Linked DNA regions of Homo sapiens: region 2 is linked to region 1. A link is an interaction called in ENCODE POLR2A ChIA-PET data of the cell type or tissue named here. Cell type or tissue: IMR-90. All regions are shown on one strand. Each heading gives the region's core, and the rest is flanking DNA. Links, peaks and the distances in the headings are about the cores only.

Region 1 (11,364 bases), core at 2,916-7,915:
ATTTTACTCATTCGTTAAAAATAAGAAAGAGAAAGAATCACAAGAGGAAAAGGTCCACTATATCCTCCTCCTTAACCATCTTGTTAAGGTGTTGTCATGTGAAGACAATACTCAGTGCTACAGCAGCCATCTGATGACCGCCAAGGAGATTTGTCAACATGCCAAGATGGCAGAAAAAAAAGTGAGAAGGCTTCTGGTCTCCAACGACACTATTGAGCCACCTAATTAACCCCAAAACTGCCCACTACTAACCAGACTTGTTATACAAAATAACTGTATTGTTTGTTTGTTTGTTTGTTTTGAGACATGGTCTCACTCTGTTGCCCAAGCTGTGGTGTGATCACAGCTCACTGCAGCCTCAACCTCCCAGGCTCAAGCGATCCTCCTGCCTCAAGCTCCTGAGTAGCTGGGACCACGGGCACATGCCACCATGCATGGCTAAGTTTTTTTATTTTTTATAGAGATAAGGTCTCACTTTGTTGCCCAGGCCGGTCTCGAACTCCTGGACTCAAGCAATCCTCCTGCCTCAGCCTCCCAAGGTGCTGGGATTACAGGCATGAGCCACCATGCCCAGCCCAATAACTGTATATTGTTGAAGCTATTTTGGTTGATATTATATTACCTGTGGCCAAATACGTCCCCAAAAATGTTCACTATCAGGAGACAAGGTTACTAACCAAGAGTTAAGGACATATTCAGATGGTTGAAGGCACAAGAAGAGGTAGGCATACTGAGTGGAACAGGTTAGACATGATATTCAAGATATTTAACAGCTGGTCCCTCATGGGCACAAAATACTCTGAAAGGGGACCAGCCCAGTCAGAATGGACCCCAGTTATAAATGATATGCCCATGCCAATGTATCCTAGCTGAATATCAGCCTTAGGGTAGTTACAAAAGACAAAACAGGGGGGTCAATTAACCCTATGTTTGGGGATAAATTTTCTTGGACCAGATTCCACCTACAATGTGCCTCTTTTGAAAGTCCTGCTTCTACCTTCTGAAGCCAAGCCTCTAACAGCTTTAAGCAGATCCGTGGCTGGCTCACTGCCAAAGACAGCGCCTGGAAGTTGGCAGTTTACACTGTGAACTGATATTAATGTTTTTGCTATGGTGGTAGTGGTTTTGAACTTTCTTTTTAAATTGAAAGAGTAATACATGATCTTGGTATAAAAATACAAACTTTAAAGAGAAGCATAAAATAAAAAGTAAGTCTCCCTTCCGTCCTGGTACTCCCAGCCTCATTCCCCAGAGGTACCTTATTAAAAATTTGTTGCATACACTTGCATAAATTTTCTGTATTTACACAAACGTATATATGCGTATATTTTTCAACACACACACAGGAGCCTACTTAGAAATGTTTATGTACTTTGCTATTCCTATTCACTATTTCTTTTCTTTTTTTTTTTGAGACGGAGTCTCGCTCTGTCGCTCAGGCTGGAGTGCGGTGGCGCGATCTCGGCTCACTGCAAGCTCCGCCTCCCGAGTTCGCACCATTCTCCTGCCTCAGCCTCCACAGTAGCTGGGACTATAGGTGCTTGTGACCACGCCCGGCTAATTTTTTGTACTTTTTAGAAGACACGGGGTTTCACCGTGTTAGCCGGGATGGTCTCTATCTCCTGACCTCGTGATCCGCCTGCCTCGGCATCCCAAGGCAGAGGGATTACAGGCCTGAGCCACCGCGCCCGACTCCTATTCACTATGTCTTAGATCTTAGTCCATATCTGCATATAAATCCACTTCTTTTTATTTACAACTGCATAGTATTTTATTGTATGGATGTAACATAATTTATTTAATGAGTCCTCTATTGATTAACATTTAGGGTGTTCACTATTACAAACAATGCTGCGATAAACACTGTATCAATTAGTGTTTTAGAATGAAAATAACAGAACACCCAACTATAAGTAAACCATAAGGATTTATTATCTTACATAACAAGAGATCTACAGCTAGGTGGTCCCAGGATGAGTTAATTTAGTGGTCCAACAATGTCATTAAGGGACCAAGTGTTTTCCATATTTCTCGTGCCATCTTCAGAGTGTTTGATTTTTTGCCCTGGGTTTGGAAGTAAGATAGCATGTACTGTCCCAGTCATCCCATCATGATTCAGTTCCGTTCAAAGACAAGAAATCAATTCCTCCTCGCACATCTCTTTTTCTCAGGGAGGAAAACTTTTCCCAGAAGCCCTGCCACAGACTTCCCTTCACAAATCATTAGCTAGAACATACCCATCCATAAACCAATCACTGTTAAAGAGGGAAATAATTACTCTTATTGGCTTATACCAGTTAAGATTAATCCCTGGAGCTATGGAAGAACATGCTTTTCCTGATCACCGAACATCCTGATACCTGAAGAAACTCAAGGTCCTTGGCAAGAAGAAAGGATGAAATGTCTATTGGGTAGCAACCAAGAGGGTCTTCTACAAATACCATCTTTGTGTATATACGCAAGTATATGCATAGGACAAAGTCCTTGAAATAGACTTGCTGGATCAAAAGAGTATGTTCATTTTAAATGTTGATGGGCATCAGTGGATGAGTGGTGTATTCATTCATTTTCATCCTGCAATGAAGAAATAACTTGGACTGGGTAATTTATAAAGAAAGATAGGTTTGGCCGGGCACAGTGGCTCACGCCTGTAATCCCAGCCCTTTGGGAGGCCAAGGTGGGCAGATCACCTAAGGTTGGGAGTTGGAGACCAGCCTGACCAACATGGAGAAACCCTATCTCTACTAAAAATACAAAATTAGCCAGGTGTGGTGGTGCATGCCTGTAATCCCAGCTACTCGGGAGGCTGAGGCAGGAGAATCCCTTGAACTTGGGAGGCAAAAGTTGTGATGAGCTGAGATAGAGCCATTGCACTCCAGCCTGGGCAACAAGAGTGAAACTCTGTCTCAAAACAAAACAAAACAAAAAAGAGGTTTAATGGACTCACACATGGCTGGGGAGGCCTCACAAACGTGGCAGAAGGTGAAGGAGGAGCAAAAGCACGTCTTACATGGTGGCAGGCAAGAGAACATGTGCAGGGGAACTGCCCTTTATAAAATCATCAGATCTTGTGAGACTAATTCACTATCACAAGGACAGCATGGGGAAAACCCACCCCGGTGATTCAATTACCTTCTACTGGGTCCCTCCCACGACATGTGGGGATTATGGGAGCTACAATTCAAGATGAGATTTGGGTGGGGACACAGCAAAACCATATCAAATGGATAAACAAAATGTGGTATATACATAAAAGGGAATATTCAGCCTTAAAAAGAAATGAAATTCAGACACATGCAACAACATGGACAGACTGAAGATATTATACCAAGTGAAATAAGCCAGATACAAAAGGACAAATATTGTACATTTCCATTTACATGAGTAGAATAGTTAAATTCATACAGACGAAAAGTAGAATAGTGACTGCCAATGGTTGTGGGGGGAAGAAATTGGGAAGATGAAAAAGTTCTAGAGATGGATGATGGTAATAATAGCACAACAATATCAATGTGCATAATATTATTGAACCATATGCTTAAAATGGTTAAAATGGTAAATTTTAAGTTATGTATAAATTTACCACAATTAAAAAAATAATGTTGCTAGATATTGCAAAAATGTCCCAAAGAGATTTTAACATTTAACTCTCTCACCCCTAGTGGATAGGGCAGTGCCTGGGTTCCCTATAATGTTTTGACTCCAGTGCAAACTCAAGGGTCCCCAAGTGGTAGCCAAGAAGTCCCCAAGGTCCCCAAGAAGCCAAGGGTCCCCAAGAAGGTATTGATGGATATAAGAGACCAGCAGTCCCTTTATTAGATCAGTAGCAGAAAAATCTGGTTTTAGAAGTAAAAGAAGACTCCCCAGGAGGGGAGGGATGAGAAGGCAGTCTTCTTTTTATTTCTTGAGTTTCAACTATCCCTCTTTCCCTTTATTACTTCTACCCTATCATGGTGGCTCCAAGACTCTGTTGCTCCCCTTTAGCTCTGTGAGTTAAGTGAGGACAATAATCTAGTCCCCTGCTTACCCTTAAGAAAAATCATCCAAAAATTGGAAATTCAGCACAAAGATTGCCGCATGCCCTCTCAAAGCCACATGACTGACTATTGTGTAACAACCTTCGTAACACTCATCTGATTTTCTAAGGGATATAACTTCATTTGACCTACTTATTATTTTTTTAAATAGAGACAAGGTCTTGCTTTGTTATCCAAGCTGAAGTGCAGTGGCAAAATCATAGCTCACTGCAGCCTTGGACCCCTGGGCTCAAGTGATCCTCCCACCTTGGCCTCCCAAAGTGTTGGGATTACAGGCGTGAGCCACTGTGCCTGGCATCTTGACTTACTATTTACAGTTGATCAGGCTAGGTTCTGAAAAGCTAGATTTAATCTATAAAATATTAATACATTTTGCAAAGTTTTTTTTTTTTTTTTTTTCTGGTGGAGAGGTAAATGATTTCTCTCTGGTAGAAAAGATAAGCCCAAAGGTTACAGTTATTGCTCTGTCAGGACCTTTTTTGTATCTGACTCTGCCGTCTTTCTGCATTCTTCTTTTCACCAACTACATATAACCTTTGAACTGGTGTTGCCATCTTGCTGCTGTCATAATCAGTGAGCTAAACACATCTTTGACAAGGGCTCACTTATGTTATATTCTTCACTATTTGAAAATTATATTTGACATCCTTAACACAGTTGTAGCAGGCTTTCAAAATGACTTTGCTAAATATGAAAGAATGGGAATAAACAGAAGAAATTTTAAAAGTATAAAAAAACCATCTCATCCATCCAGCTGCCCACTCACACCCTCAGACATCTCTAAAGTTAGACCATGAAGCAGATCAGAATTTGCTCTGAAGCCATTTTGAAATCTGGGGTTTGACTTTTCCACCAGAGGATGGGCAGGACTGTCGAGGATAGCTGTGGGCATGTCCTCCCTCTTCTGGATCCCCCTACTGCCCCCCCAACCCCCCACCCCCGTCCCCTACTTGGATGGGACTTGATCTCTTCCAGTGCCCAAGAGTACAACCGCACCCTTACTCCTTAACGTGACTCAGATCTGACAGCTGGGAAATCCTCAGCCTCAGCAAGTTGCCCTTTCTGTTAACCTTTGCATCTAAATAGCTCAAGCTATGCATTCCTGGGGTTTTGTTCTGGTGGCCAGCTCCCATTCCCATTTCCTATTCCCACTGAATTCCTGTGCTTTGCACTGTGGCTGTTCCCTTCTCTTGGTCCTACCACTGGACCCTAGATCCCTCTTGATTTCTTGGAGCCGTAACTTGCCCAAAGCAGCTGTGTGCAGCAGATCTCTATACAGCTTTGGAGAGACGTTCCTCCCAACACTGCACAGCCACCATTTTCACATTGACTGCTAGAATCCAGAAGCATCCCTGCCATTTTGGATGTTTTGCTGGCTCTCCCTTCTCAGGCCTCACACTGGGCTACCTGCACATTAAGTCAGCCCCTCCACTTTCCTTCCTCTAAACCAAGCTTGTCAAACCCGTGGCCCAGGATGGCTTTGAATGTGGCCCAACACAAATTCGTAAACTTTCTTTTTTTTTTTTTTCCTTCAAGAACCGAACAGCAGTGAAAATGTTCATAAAATTTCTTAAAACATTATGTGGTTTTTTTTTTTTTTGAGTTTCTTTTTAAGTTCATCAGCATCATTAGTGTTAGTGTATTTTATATGTGGCCCAAGGCAATTCTTCTTCTAATGTGGCCCAGAGAAGCCAAAAGATTGGACACCCCTGCAAACCTTTCCACAGTCCCTCCCTTCTCTTCCCTGACCCTCTTTCCAGAACCATCTCCAGGAATTCAATATTCATCCTACCTTACTGGGCAGGACAATTCAAAATTATCTCCCAAAGGTCTCACATCCAAATACCCTCTTTGTGCAGCCCATTCTGCCCCGAAGCTGAGTCTCACCGTCAGCAACCCTAGGGGCCAGCAAGGTAATTTTCTAAACTAAGAACCATTTCCCCTCAACGTAAGACATTTCTCTTAGTAAGAAGTAAAATGTTCTCCCACTACACGTGAAAGAACAATACAAATATATGGCAAAATGGAGGAAGAGAAGAAGAATTTTTTTTTTTTTTAGTGTCACGTAGCTCCCTGGGAAACTGCCTTTAATTCACCATATTTATACTCTCTCTCAGAGCCCCAGAAAGACCTGGATTAAGAATTTCCCACGGCGAGGCACTGTGGCTCGCACCTATAACCCCAGCACTTTGGAAGGCCAAGGCAAGAGGATCACGTGAGGTCAGGAGTTTAAGACCAGCCTGGCCAACATGGTGAAACCCCCTCTCTACTAAAAATACAAAAATTAGCTGGGCGTGGTGGTGTGCACCTGTAATCCCAGCTACTCGGGAGGCTGAGGCATGGGAATTGCTTGAACCCAGGAGGTGGAGGTTGCAGTAAGCCAAGATCGCACCACTGCACTCCAGCCTGGGTGACAGACTGAGGCTCTGTCTCAGGAAAAAAAAAAAGAATTTCCCTCTAGGGAAGATGAGGTTTTCCCAAAGGCAAGGCAAACCTTTTTGGCACAGGTAATTTGTGTCCTAGTCCACTCATGTAGTCTAAGGGCTCTTAGCTGGGGACCCTCGGGAGACGCTGTCAGCAGCTACCGCAGTAGTCAGTACTGAAGCAGCTGCATGAAACTTGCTGAGGCAACAAAATGCCCCTGCAGTGGGTGTCAATTCATCATCCCCACTTTTCAGCCGGCAAAGAAATCCAGAAACAGTTAAACTGCATGTTGCAATTTCTTAAAATAGAACTTCCTAGTTTTAAGTTTCATCAAGCCTTCCATTGGTTTTACAGTATTATGCTTATGTCCTTCCCTCTCACATTGATTCTCCTTTTAATTATATTTTCTTCCTTTTTTTTTTTCTTTTTCACATCAGATGGATAATGTGCCGATGCCATAACAAGGTTTGAGGGAGGCACAGCTCACATGGGAACGCGAAAACCCAGGCATGATGCTTATGAACTACAGAAGGATCACATTGTCCCAGTGTTCACACTACTTTTAGGAGATTGCCCTCTGTGTGGAAAAGCTGGCCTAAGAAAGCTCTATGTTAACTTTGTTGCTGACTTTGATACTGGGGGCCACCAGACTGTAATTAGTCAATTTGGGCTGTTGTAACAAAATACTATAGGCTGAGTGTTTAAACAGGAATTTACTTCTCATAGTTCTGGAGGCTGGAAGTCTAAGATCAAGGTGCCAGCAAGTAGGTTTCATTCTGAAGCCTCTTCTCTTGGCTCACAGGCAGCCATCATCTTGCTGTGGGCTCACATGACCTCTTTGTGGTAGGAGAGCAAACTCTCTGGTGCCTCTTCTTATAAAGACCCCAATCTCATTATGAAGGCCCCACCCTCATGAGCTCATCTAACTCTATCTCCAAAAGAAAATACTACCGTATTGGGGGTTAGAGCTTCAACATGTGAATTTGGGGTGGGGGGGGTATAATTCAGTCCACAGCATAGGGTCTGTTTCCCAGTCTCAGCCTTTGGGGCAGTATCTTCAATTTCCAATCACATGATGTGAATTGACAACCAAGACCACAAGTTATGACTTAAACTCCACAAAGTTTCCCTCTTACATTCCATTACTAGAAACAAGGAAGCATTTTAAAAACTATTACCCTAGTTTTTTGCAGTCCTCTTAAAATACTTCACCAGATAGTAGATAGCAGCATTCTTTTGTATTTTGAAGTTTCTGCAGCATGGTCTTCTAAAGAAAAAGAGCTTCAGGCCAGGCGCAGTGGCTCATGCCTGTAATCCCAGCACTTTGGGAGACCAAGGCGGGCAGATCACCTGAGGTCAGGAGTTCGAGACCAGCCTGGCCAATATGGTGAAACCCCATCTCTACTGAAAATACAAAAAAAAAATTAGCAGGTGGGCCAGGTGCGGTGGCTCACTCCTGTAATCCCAGCACTTTAGGAGGCTAAGGCAGGCAGATCATGAGGTCAGGAGTTTGAGACCAGCCTGGCCATCATAGTGAAACTCCATCTCTACTAAAAATACAAAAAATTAGCCAGGCATGGTGGCGGGCGCCCATAATCCCAGCTACTCAGGAGGCTGAGGCAGGAGAATTGCTTGAACTCGGGAGGCAGAGGTTGCAGTGAGTCGAGATTGTGCCACTGCACTCCAGCCCGGGCGACAGTGCAAGACTCCATCTCAAAAAAAAAAAATGAGCCAGATACGGTGGCGGGTGCCCGTAATCCCAGCTACTCAGGAGGCTGAGGCAGGAGAATCGCTTGAACCCAGGACGGAGAGGTTGCAGTGAGCCAAGGTAGTGCCATTGCACTCCAGCCTGGGCAACAGGAACAAAAACTCAGTCTCAAAAAAAGAGAAAAAAAAAAAAAGAGCTTCATACTAGATAAAGGACGAAGATGACAGTAATTTCCTCTTTGTCACGATCTAAAAACATCACAAAATGCTACATGTTAAAATACATTAAAAATACACGACTTTCTTTCCACCTTTTGATATTTTCATTTATGAGCTATGATTCATAAGAATGCTCTGTCACTGGAAAAGCACAAAAATCAAATTCACTGTGGCATGTTTACGATTACTACTAGAAAAATATATGGTGTTGATTCTCTAGGTGATTCTTATTCCTTTGGTCTTTTTCTTCTTTCCTCTTCCCTGTGTTGTTACAGTGTTGATTGTACAATCATTTACAGAACAATAGTAAATAATGTCAGCAAACATTTGGGGAATTCTTAACATGTGCCAGCCACTTGCCAAGTGTACATTCCCTCTCTCTTTTAATCCTCCCGAAAGCCTCATGAGGTAGATATTATTATCCATGAAACACAAAAAATATTAAATGTTAAGTACGTATAATTGTCTCCCTGCTCTTCAATTTCTAAGAAGGTAGATTCCTTGGAGGGTTCTTTATTTTACTTGATGGGGTGCTGCTGGGGACAGGACGTGGAAAAGTGAAGGGAGAGAGAGAAGCCTAAATTAGAATAAAGAGATGAAGGCCCGGAAGGGCTGCGGGAGGGGGGCAGATTAAGGGGTGGAAGAGGAGAGTAAGGAGAAAGTGAAGGCAAAGATGAGGAGCTGGGAGGAACCTGGCAAGGGCTGGCAGGCTCAAGAGGAGGGGAAGGTGTCATGGCCACAACAGAGGGGAGGCGGATTTGTGTGGAAATAGTGGGACATTTGGAGAGGATTTTTCAAAGTTCTGGTACGTGAAGTATCACTTACTCTTTCTTCCATATCTCCAGGAAAATCTCAGCATTGAATCTGCCATATTTTATCTAATCCAAGATGTGAATGACTGTAAGATAGAATCGATGGCAAGATACATCATTTTTGGGCATGGTAGTACATACCTGTAGTGCCATTACTCGGGAGGCCGAGAGAGGATGATCTCACAAAGCCCAGGAGTTCTGGGATATAGTGTGCTATGCTGATTGGATGTCTGCATTAAGTCTGGCATCAATGTGGTCACCTCTCAGGAGCAGAGGACCACCAGGGTGTCTAAGGAGAGGTGAACCCAGGTTGGAAACAGAGCAGGTAAAAATTCCCATGCTAATCAGTAGTGGGATGATGCCTATGAATAAACACGCACCCCAGCCTGGAAAACTCATCTCTTTAAAAAAAAAAAAAAAGACACATCATATTTTAGGAAGGAAGAAAGGTATGAAGGAAGAGAATCACCAATTACAAGCGCCCATCAGTTCAAAATGTGTCCCAATTTCAAAGAAATACAATATATTATACTTTAATCCTTTCACAGTCAGATTTATATCTTTTTGTTTTGTTTTTTAATGTGTCATTATCTGGCAAGGCCAGATCTGAGCTGCCCAGGAAGGGTCTGTTATACTTCAGTTACACCCGTTTTACAAAGGAGAAAAAGGCAAGCTGCACCTGCCTTTTCCATGTGTGAGTGTTGGGCCCCAGAGGCTGCAAATGCTTGGTTTCGCTCCTCAGCGGCCTCCACCCTGAGCTCAGTCATCCAGCTGAAAAAGACAATAGGAAGCTACCTATCTAACTAAAATTGGTATCCTTATTAAATCCTATGGCAAATTCCTGTGATTTTGTGTTACCTTTGGCATCTTTTATTTTATTGTATTTTATTTTTGAGACGGGGTCTCGCTCTGTCATGCAGGCTAAAGTGCAGTGTGCTGCAACCTCCGCCTCCCAGGTTCAAGCCATCCTCTCACCTCAGCCTCTCCAGTAGCTGGGACCACAGGCACACGCAACCATGCCCTGCTAATTTTTTGTATTTTTTGTAGAGACGGGGTTTCACCATGTTGCCCGGGCTGGTCCTGAACTCCTGGCTTCAAGTGATCCGCCCACCTCGGTCTCCCCAAGTGTTCAGCCTGGCATTGGCATCCATTTTTAATCTTCCTCTAACACATCCAAACTCCTTGAAAAAGCTTAAATTCTCTCTCTGGGCTTTGAGATGTAAATTTGCTATCCTGTTTCCTCTAAAACTCAATAAAGCCTCCCTTTATGTGGGACAGATAAGCTTTAATTTGTTCTATTTACAAGACATAGTTTGAATCCAACTATCCTTTTAAACTAGTGAATGTTATGTGTCTCATGGCTAGTTTTAAAAATCAAAGCTATAGGGCTGGTGTGGTGGCTCACACCTGTAATCCAGGCATTTTGGGAGGCCAAGGGGGTTGGATCAATTGAGGTCAGGAGTTCGAGACCAGCCTGGCCAACATGGTGAAACCCCATCTCTACTAAAAATACAAAAATTAGCTGGGCATGGTAGCGGGCACCTACAGTCCCAGCTACTTGGTAGGCTGACGCACAAGAATCACTTGAACCTGGGAGGTGGAGGTTGCAGAGAGCCAAGATCATGCCACTGCACTCCAGCCTGGGCGACAGAGGAAGACTCTGTCTCACAAACTCCATCTCACAAACTCCTTCTCACACCAAAAAAAAAAAAAAAAAAATCAAACTATAAAGGCTTTACGTTTGTGTTTTTATGTATACATGTGTATGTATCTGTGTTTCTATATTGTCTACATGGTACCAAATTGACTTGTAAGTAAATGAATGCTCATAAATTAAGTAAATAAAACCAAAGTGCTTTTCAAGTTCATATGACTTTTTAGTAATCTTTGGTGAATAAAAATAATATTGGTTTAAGTATATGAAATTGAAACTACTAGAAATAAGGGAAAACAATCCTGTATAGTAAGTATACAAAAAACCCAAGATGTTTTTGGTGAGAAAAGAGTTATAAAAAGGCATAAGGACATGTGTTTTTGTTTTTAAAAAATACTTTTGTCTAGTTTTGCAGTTAAAAGTTGTTTCTTTTTTTCTCTCTCTCTCTTTTTTTCCTTTTTTTTGAGACAGGGTCTTAACTCTGTCACCCAGGCTGGAGTCCAATGACACA
Region 2 (5,000 bases), core at 1-5,000, 190 kb after region 1:
CAGACTGAGTACTCTGAGTGCAATGTGTTCATTGATGAGTGGTCAACAGACAGGCACTGCTCCATGAAAACTAAAATTCTTCTAGTCTCTAGGAACTAAGAATATTTTCTGTCACTCCCTTTGTTTTGGTCACACCTTTCTCAGATGTTGGATCCCTTATACTATACACTTGAGTATCATCCATAAATCTCTATCCTCTAAAAATCTCTCCTTCTGCCCCTTGGGCAAAACTTGTTAAAAAATTCACCTACAAACAATTCTTGCCAAAAATGTTTAATGTGAATCTAATGAGATCTCTAGACTTACCTTTCATCTTACAGGAAACAGAGGAACAAAAAAAGTTGAATGACAAAATGAATAAGTAGGAAGTAAGGCATTCTATAAGAACACTGACTTAGACACTTCGAGAGAGACAGAGAGAGAGAAAGAGAGAGACAGAGAGAAAAGACTACTGTAAATGAGCAGGACTATTCTAGATCAGAAGTGCGTGGCAAACTTCAGCCCATGGGCAAGTCTGGCTTGCTCCTATCTTCTTCTTCATTAAAGCTTTATCAGAATATAGAGAGGCTCATTCATTTTCACGTAATCTGTGGCTGCTTTCAGGCTACAATGGCAAAGTTGCATAGCTGTGGCAGAGGCAATGTGGCACACAAAGCCTGAAATATTTATTATCCAGGACTTTTTTTTTTTTCTCAATTGAGACAGGGTCTTATTCTGTCACCCAGGCTGCAGCACAGTGGCACAATCATGGCTCACTGCAAACTCAACCTCCTAGGCTCAAGCAAACCTCCCACGTTAGGCATTATGTCGAGTAGATGGGACTACTGGCATGTGCCAGCACACCTAGCTAATTTTTAAATTTTTTGTAGAGATGGGGTCTCAGTATGTTGCCCAGGCTGGTCTCAAACTCCTGGGCTCAAGCCATTTTCCTGCCTCAGCCTCTCAAAGTGCTGGAATAACAGGTGTGAGCCACTGTGCCTGGCCAAATTTAACAAAGATGTCTCCTAAAAATGAGAGATGCTAAAAAGGGGAATTGGATAGCTGATATCAAGGAAGGGAAGGAAACTTGTTTTTTTACTGTATATGGTTTTCTAATTGTTGATTTTTTTACATGTGCATATATGTTACCTATTTAAAAAGCTAAAGCTTAAAACCAACCAATCTATGTTCAAAATCAAAACAAAAAAATTCTTCTGCCTCAGCCTCCTGAGTAGCTGGGACTACAGGCACGTGCCACCACGCTCAGCTAATTTTTGTATTTTTAGTAGAGACGATGTTTCACCATGTTGGTCAGGCTGGTCTTGAACTCCTGACCTTGTGATCCGCCTGCCTCGGCCTCCCAAAGTGCTGGGATTACAGGTGTGAGCCACCGCACCCGGCCAAGACAGCCTAAAATTTTAAAACTGTTTTGGTTACAAAGCTGGACAGGAATAGAAAGTGAAGAAATGAAAGCTTCCAACGTCGCTGGGAGAGCTAGTCACTGCCCACAGACCATGGGGTGCGTCATCTAAGGGAAAGACAGAGGTGTGGGGGACAACCTGGCTCCAGGTCCTCCAGCAGCTCCTACTTCCTGCTAGTGCCAGGATTACCACTTGAGTGTTCTAAGGTCTCCCTGCTTCAAATTAACAGAGATTAAAAGGATACAGAAATAATGCAGTATGAGAACATTTACGAGATTCTGGTTCAGGTATCAGCAAAGTATGTATGCATTTAGAACTGGAAAAAGTCTATGTTCTGTTGTTCAGCATCACAGAGACATAAAAAATTCAGCATCACAAATCAGAAATGTATACAAGCTTTTGTAATTTGGTCACTTTTCAGGTGAGAGAGGTCCTATATCTAATTCCTAACCCTCCATCCAGTGATAAATGTCAAACTAATGGATACAAGGTTAATTCTGTGGTCCAACGATAAATGTAGTATATATATTTCAATGACATTTTCTAACTACCAAAAAAGGGAAATTAGATTCCCGACTTACACTCTGTACAAATTCCTAGTAGGTTACAAATTTAATGTTAATGCCAAAACAAACATAAAAACCCAAAACAGAATGGTTTTAGAGATCTAAAAAAAGCAGGAAACCTCAAATAAAAGCATAAGATTGACATATTTGAATATATACAAATTGAAATTTTTTCTGAAGAAAAAAATCATTAACAAAGTAAAAAAAGCAATCAACTACAATACATAATAGATTTTAAATTCCTGTAATTCAAAAAGCTTTTATAAATCGATAAGGAAATCATAAATCATCCGAGAGAAAAAGGAGGTACAGGATGTGCACAGGCAATTACTAAGAGGAAATCTAGATAGCTAGTAGACATGACAACAGACTCAACCTCACTGGTGGACAAGGAAATGTAGAGTAAAGCAACAAGGGATATCATTTAAAAAAAAAATCTAGATTGGGCCAGGCACGGTGGCTCACACCTGTAATCCCAGCACTTTGGGAGGCTGAGGCAGGCAGATCACCTGAGGTCGGGAGTTCAAGACCAACCTGACAACATGGAGAAACCCCGTCTCTACTAAAAATACAAAATTAGCCGGGTGTGGTGGCACATTCCTGTAATCCTAGCTATTTGGGAGGCTGAGGCAGGAGAATTGCTTGAACCCGGGAGGCGGAGGTTGCAGTGAGCCGAGATCACGCCATTGCACTCCAGCCTGGGCAACACAGTGAGACTCTGTCTCAAAAAAAAAAAAAAAATCTAGATTGAGAAAAACTAGAGGGTAACATTCAGGGATGGTAGAGATGTAGACAAAGGAAAAATCTGATATGTTGCTGGCAGAAGTGTGAACTATTACAACCTTCTGAAAAGTGATCCAGCAGTAGCTATTAAAATTAATGCATGTATACCTTTTGCAACAGAAATCCTAATCCTAAAATCAAAAAACAAAAGCACCAGTATCTAAGGGTATATATACATATAGAATTTTTTTTTTCTGGTTTGTAGTAGCAAAAACACCAATAAAAACAACAAAGTAGAAACATCTTAAATGTCATTAACAGAACCTTCCCCAGAATATGGAATAAGTATTATGCAGCTATTAAAAAAGAAACAATGTTATATTTGTATCTGTTGAGCCAGAGAGTTGGCCATGATCTATTCAGTAAAGCAACTTGCCTGAGTAATATATATAATATAGCCAATTTTGGTAAAAAAAAAAAAAAAAATTCCAACTATCATCCAGAACTCCATAAGTATGATTATGTTTGTATTTGCAGGAGAAATGATGTCAAAGAATACTAATATTGGTAGAAATGGGGATCTCTTATTTAAGTTTTGTATATTTTTGTATTTTTCAGTAGTTTTATCAGTAGCAGTCTTTTGTAATTTTTGAAAAGGAGCTTGACAAATAAAATTTACTTGAGAGTTCTTTATCCCATTTAGTGACTGTTTAAAGAGAATTGGGACTATGAACTCCTGTTTCTCTGCTGGAAGTCAATTACATTCAACAACTCCCCCAGTGATTTCTCCCCTGACCACAACATGGCCCAAATGTACATCTCAGGCACCAACGAACAAACACCAAGTATACAGAACAGATAATGTTATCCACTTACTCAAAGTATACTTATTTTCAGCCAACTCTACTGGGTACTAGGAACAGGGCAGTGAATAAGGCAGGCACATTGCCAGTATTCATCTCTTTTTTTATTTTTTATTTTTGTAGAGACAGGGTCTCCCTATGTTGTCCAAGCTGGTCTCAACCTCTTGGGCTCAAATCATTCTCCTGCCTTAGCCTCCCAAAGTACTGGGATTACAGGCATGAGCCACTACTCCTGGCCCAAGTCTTCATCTTCATTCTGGTTTTCTTTGTGGACATTCTTCGGAAGCATATTGTTTATATGATTCTTACCATAGGTAGGTACAAGAGCAAGTCACACAGAATGCCAGTCATTACTACAGGAGGAAATCTGAGGTGCAAAACTATTTACATTTTCCAGGAAGTATAATTCTTTGGGTGCTAACTTTTGGAAAGATTATATCCAGACCTTTTGGAAAGATTATATTCAGAGATAATACTTTCCAGTGCTTCACAGTCCACCTCTCCCTATTTATTTAAATGCTACATAAAAGCCTTATTATACCAATTCTTAGTGAATTTCCAGTTCAATCCATTTTTTTTCTGTTGACATCTGACAGACACCAGCAGAGAGAATTTTGCCTTGAGCTTGGAAAGATGTTGTTTAAAGTGATGTCTCCAGGAATAAAGTCTGAAGGAAAAATGGTTTGTTTCTAAGTACGTACTATGTCCATTAACTATGCTACCCAAAAAAACACAAAAAATGTAAACCCAAAATAAACTTCTAACACCTCTCCAACCATCTGAATGGACTTCCTTCTCAGCCAGGGTGTCAGAGGTGTTCAAACCAGAGCAACTCCATCTTGAGTGAGGGCAAGGAAAATGAGGCTGGGACTTGCTGGGCTGCCTTCCCAGCATCTAGCCTCTAGATGTTTCCGGTGAAGGGAACAGATTGATAATATTTACTAAACAGACCCAGACTTGGGACTGTCCTAATATCCCAATATATGGAGAGCAAAGGCATTCCTAATTTTGCTTTAAAGATAATAATATTGATTCTTGCAAAATACAGTAATTAAGAACGAATGCTTGTAGCAGAGCACATCCCCCCATGATCTTTTTATCCTGTATATAAACAAGCACTGTACCCAGGGTGGATGCTTTCCTTCTCTTTCAGGAACGCCCTACTGTGTCTATGGAGTAGCTGTACTTTCACTACTTTGCTTTCTTAATAAACCTGCTTTTACTTTGCGCTGTGGACTCACCCTGAATTCTTTCTTGCACAAGATCTGAGAACCCTCTCTTGGGGTCTGGTTCGGGACCCCTTTCCTGTAACAAGGGCACTTTTAAAATTTAACGTGAAAGACTGGTTTAGGACATGATGGGAGGTGGGGGTCAGACATGCCTCATTATACCTCTCTGATATTAACATCAACACAGACTTTAAGCCTGAAAAGAAACATTTTACAACC

The links. Peaks named below come from ENCODE experiments on the same cell type or tissue, not always from the same donor. Only the 100,000 strongest peaks of a DNase experiment are listed, where the experiment ranks them.
Region 2: POLR2A ChIA-PET joins it to region 1 with 9 read pairs; 2 of 35 experiments call an interaction of 5 or more read pairs at or near these places.

The regions. Positions count from the first base shown.
Region 1 is chr2:62,260,627-62,271,990 of GRCh38, reverse strand. LOC105374761 (a long non-coding RNA gene) reads right to left here and starts at 7,766. Exons shown (of 3, transcript XR_940140.3): 1 at 7,640-7,766. LOC124906156 (small nucleolar RNA U13) reads right to left here and starts at 6,996; the gene lies at 6,893-6,996. It also overlaps the pseudogene RN7SL51P. In IMR-90, for the core only: no CTCF peak of the experiment used is centred there; a DNase peak (open chromatin) is centred at 5,100.
Region 2 is chr2:62,078,961-62,083,960 of GRCh38, reverse strand. The region is part of intron 2 of COMMD1 (copper metabolism domain containing 1); the gene reads right to left. Among named protein-coding and RNA genes, the nearest start is that of B3GNT2, 110 kb to the left of the region's middle. In IMR-90, for the core only: no CTCF peak of the experiment used is centred there; no DNase peak of the experiment used is centred there.